Regions from separate parts of the Homo sapiens genome. Here region 1 is linked to region 2. A link is an interaction called in ENCODE POLR2A ChIA-PET data of the cell type or tissue named here. Cell type or tissue: Caco-2. All regions are shown on one strand.

Region 1 (2,500 bases), 970 kb before region 2:
ATAAAATGAAGAAATCTGAGGCCAGGTACGGTGGTTCACACCTGTAATCCCACCACTTTGGGAGGCCAAAGCAGGTGGATCACCTGAGGATGACCTCTGGCCAACATGGCAAAACCCCATCTCTACTAAAAATACAAAAATTAGCCAGGTGTGGTGGTACACGCCTGTAATCCCAGCTATTTGGGAGGCTGAGGCACAAGAATCACTTGTACCTGGGAGGCAGAAGTTATAGTGAGCCGAGATCACACCACTGCACTCCAGCCTGGGCAACAGAGTGAGACTTCACCTCAAAAAAAAAAAAAAAAAAGAAATAGGATCTTTACAGAGGTAATCAAGTTAAAATGGGGCCATTAGGGTGGGCCCTAATCCAATATGACTGAAGTTCCTATAAAAAGAAGAAATCTGAGGCTGGGTGTGGTGGCTTACGCCTGTAATCGCAGCACTTGGGAGACTGAGGCGGGCGGATCACTTGAGCCCTGGAGTCTGAGATCAGCCTGGCCAACATGGTGAAACCCTGTCTCTACAAAAAATACAAAAATTAGCTGGGTGTGGTGGCGCACAGCTCTCAGGAGCTGAAGCAGGAGGATCACTTAAGCACAGGAGTCGAGGCTGCAATGAGCTGTGATGGTGTCATTGCATTCCAGCCTGGGTGACAGAGTAAGACCCTGCTGCCAAAAAAAAAAAAAAAGAAGAAGAAGAAATCTAGGCTAGGCACAGTGGCTCATGCCTGTAATCCCAGCACTTTGAGAGGCTGAGGTAGGAGGATCTCTCAAGCCCAGAAGTTCAAGACTAGCCTGGGCAACATAGCAGGACCCTGCCTGTTTGAAAAAATTTTTTTAAATTATCAGGGGTTGGTGGTGTGTGCCTCTAGTCCCAGTTACCTGGGAGGCTGAGGCAGGTGGACCACTTGAGCCAAGTTGAGGTTGCAGTCCAGCCTTGGTGACAGAGTGAGACCTTGTCTCAAAACAAAAAAGAAGAAATCTGGACCCGTGGCCGGGCATTGGTGGCTCATGCCTGTAATCCCAGCACTTTGGGAGACCAAGGCGGGCAGATCACCTGAGGCTGAGAGTTTGAGACCAGCCTGACCAATATGGCAAAACTCCATCTCTACTAAAAATACAAAAATTAGCCAGGTTGTGGTGGCACGTGCCTGTAATCCCAGCTACTTGGGAGGCTGAAGTAGGAGAATCGCTTGAACCCAGGAGACGGAGGTTGCACTGAGCCGAGATTGCACCACTGCACTCCAGCCTAGGTAAAAGAGCAAGACCCTATCTAAAATAAACAAACAAACAAACAAACAAATAAAAAAGAAAGGAAGGAAGGAAGGAAAGAAAAAAAAAGAAAAGAAATCCGGACACAGAGACAGACACAGACGGAAGATGATGTGAAGACAGAGGATTGGAGCAATGCATCTACAAGCCAAGACATGCCAGAAATTGCCAGCAACCACCTGAAGCTAATAGGAAGAGGTAAGGAGGACTGTCCCCTACAGGTTTCAGAGGAAGCATGTCCCTGCCCACACCTCGATTTGAGACTTGTAGCCTCCAGAACTGTGAGACAATATATTTCTGTAGTTTTAAGCCACCCAGTTGTGCTGCTTTGTTTTGGCAGTCCTAGCAAACGGACACACTTGCTTTATTTTTCTTTATTTAAAGCTCTGATAGCCACCTGCCACTGCACACATTTATTTGCCTGCTGACTCCCTGCACCCAGGATGGACTGCAGGTCTCTTGAGGCTGAGGTCTCATGTTCATATGTTCATGCATCTGTTACAAGGGCTGGCATTTACTCCTTCCTTCAGGAACTATTCATTTGAGTGCCTACTATGCCAGGCCCTGCCTTCTTTTTTTTTTTTTTTTTTTTTTGAGACAAAGTCTCACTTTGTCACCCAAGCTGGAGTGCAGTGGTGCAATTCTCATGCCTCAGCCTCCTGAGTAGCTGGGACTACAGGCATGTGCCACCACACCTGGCTAATTTTTTGTATTTTAGTGGAGACGGGATTTCACCATGTTGCCCAGGCTGATCTCAAACTCCTGACCTCAGGCAATCCACCCGCCTCGGCCTCCCAAAGTGCTGGGATTACAGACAGAGTGAGCCACCGCGCCCTGCCAAGCCTTGGCTTTTTGAAGTTTACATTCTAGTAAGAAGAAACAGGTAATAAACAATAAACAGATAATAAAAAACAACAATAAGTAAATAATAAACAATAAATAGGAACAATAAAATAGGTAGTGTGTTAAATGGTGATGAGTGCTATGGAAAAAAATATAGCAGCAAGGGAGATGGTGGGGGGTTGGGGTGGGCAACGGTGGTCATCAGTGTAGACAGAGGCCTCACCAAGGAGCTGACAGCTGAGCCTGAATAAGATCAAGGAGGAGGCGTGGGGGATTTTGGGGGACAGCAGTACAGGTTGAACAGGGGTTCCCAGCAAGAGCGATTTTGCCCTCCAGGGGACATTTGTCTGGAAATATTAGGGAGTTGCTCCTGGCACCTAGTGGGT
Region 2 (2,500 bases):
ACAGCCTCACTGCACGGTCTTGCAGAACGTTCTCAGAGATGGGACAGGAGCTGCTGTAGGTTCAGTCTACCTGGGAAAGAGGGAGAGGGATTTGCTCACCAAATCCCATGTCCCATTCGTCAATGTCTGCCCCACGAGGTATTAATTTCCAGCACTCCCGGAGCTGCCTGAATGTGGGCCCCCAAGGGTCCCTTGGAGTTGAGATCTCAAAGGTAACAGGGAATCCCTGACATGTGCCAGGATGGTCCTCTGCCAGAATCCCCTCCCGCAACATTTCCCCTGGGTCTGGAGAAGCCTAAGGAAATAGAAGTGGGAGGGGCCAGCCCTCGAAGCCTCATTAACTAAGGCTTCAGCGTGGGACAGTTACTATTTCATCTGATGGACTCCTATCTTAGGACTTCAAGTGCCCTTTCTTTTCTCTCCTCCTAGATAACTAGTACTCATGCTCCAAGGCCCAGCTCAGATGTGATTTCATTCCTGACTTTTCAAGGCGGAATTCTTTACATTTTCCCCTGGGGCCCCCACAACACTTGGCTTACCCCTCTTTATGGCATTGTGATGGACACTGCCATGATTTTGCGCATCAAGCTCCTGCCTTCTGTTAAAATGGCTGGGCTTTCCTTTGGGAACCCCCTCAGTTAATCAGATGTGAGTGGGACTGATTTCTCCACCACCCCTAGTCACCCCATCCAGAGAGTGGAGGTCATTGGCAGAGCTATTCCAGGACCAGGTCTGGAGACTCTTGGTCCACGTTACCATCCATCTCATCTCAGGCTGTTGATTTGTCTATGGGTAGTTATCTCATAGTTGGTACAAGCAATACTGTTGCTTAGCTCACCTATCATCTGTTCTTAACCCTCTCTCCCTAGCTACCTTCCAGCTAGGCATTGCAGGAAACAGAGTCCTGGACAATGAAATATAAGTAGAAGTCTGCTGTGGGTTTCCTGAAACTGTTTTGCTTTCTTGATTTAGTCACTGTCTTGCCCTCTCTTCCCCATCTTCCTGCAGTTGATGTGATGGGTATGATGGATGTGAAAGATGGAGCAGCAGCAGCCGGTTTGCAGCCTTGAGGGAAAGGCCAAGAGGCTTGTGGAAGTCTCGGTGATGCCATCTCCAAGATGCTGAACCACGACCAGCAATTTCCTACCCCAGATTTCTCAAGATTTGAGGAAAACAGTTATGTAATTAAGTTTCTATAGCTACGCTTTCTGTTCCTGGAAGCTGAAAGCATTCCTGATTAATGTGGTTAGTTTTCTGTTCAACTAGCAAACAGTACAGTGGTAATGACAGAGTCCTAGACTATCTGGGCTGAAAGGAACCTCAAACAGAGGTCAACCAGTGACCTGTCCTTTCATTTCACAGGGACGAAAAGGGACAGGAAAGGGGTCCTTTCTGGGGTGCTTGTCCAGGGTGCTTCAGGGAGAGAGGGGTGGAACCAGGACTGTTTTCTGCATTTCTCAGCAGCTCACGGTTGCTTTCACCACACCTCACTGATGTGTGCTATCTTCCAGGCAATAATGACAAGAGCCACCATTTACTTATTAGGCCAGGTGCAGATTAAGTACTTTGCCTATATCAATTCATTACATTCTCACCAAACTCCTCCAAGGGAGACAGTCTTGTTATCATTTGCATTTATGAGGATGAAGCCAAGCACAGAGAGATCAAGTAACTTGTCCAAGTATCCAAATCCAGACATTGTAGTGATGATGACTCCAACCTCAGGAGTCTGGAGCCTGAGCTCCCACATGGAACCACTAGGCTGTACTGCCTGGGTGGGGTTTCAGAAATGCTGGTATAAGATTCCAGGCTGGTAGGAGCTTCTTAGGGTGAGACGAGTAGGGGCAAATCAGCAGGGCCACCTCTCTGGTAAAGTCCTTGGGGCACTGCTTCCGGGAAACACAATGTCAGTGGTGCCACTGGGCTGTCCAATGTGGTGGCCCCAGGGTTTTGTCCCTGCAAGTGTCACACTGTGAGTTCCTCAGGAACTAGATGACAACATAAACAAATGAAGCCAGGTGACTATAGTGAGGGGTGTGGAATGAGGCCAATTGGGGAGCCCAAGCACCTTCTAAAGGAGCATCGGCCCCTCAGCTTCAGCCTCTGTTACTGTGGGAAAATATGGGTCCACATTTTACAGTTTTATAGGTTTTCAATGACTGCCTCAAATCTGGACCTTTTTCTCTCTCTCTGCTTTAATTTAATTTAATATATCTCTCTTGGTTGTGCATCATTTAATTTTATTCTTAGGTAATTTTTTTATTGTTATGTCATCCATATACCCTAAAATTCACCATTTTGAAGTATGTAGTTGAATGGTTCTTAGTATATTCACAAACTTGCATAGCCATCACCACTATCTCATTCTAGAACATTTTATTTATTTTTATTTATTTAGAAGTGGAGCTTTCCTATGTTGCCCAGGCTGATCTGGAACTCCTGGGCTCAAAGGATTCTCCTACCTCAGCCTCCTGAGTAGCTGGGATTACAGGCACAGGCC

The links. Peaks named below come from ENCODE experiments on the same cell type or tissue, not always from the same donor. Only the 100,000 strongest peaks of a DNase experiment are listed, where the experiment ranks them.
Region 1: POLR2A ChIA-PET joins it to region 2 with 17 read pairs; 2 of 35 experiments call an interaction of 5 or more read pairs at or near these places.

Annotation. Positions count from the first base shown.
Region 1 is chr20:47,375,865-47,378,364 of GRCh38, forward strand. No RefSeq gene overlaps it. Among named protein-coding and RNA genes, the nearest start is that of ZMYND8, 20 kb to the left of the region's middle. RefSeq lists enhancers at 85-586, 587-1,086. In Caco-2, no CTCF peak of the experiment used is centred here; a DNase peak (open chromatin) is centred at 1,475.
Region 2 is chr20:48,343,926-48,346,425 of GRCh38, forward strand. No RefSeq gene overlaps it. Among named protein-coding and RNA genes, the nearest start is that of LINC00494, 15 kb to the right of the region's middle. In Caco-2, no CTCF peak of the experiment used is centred here; no DNase peak of the experiment used is centred here.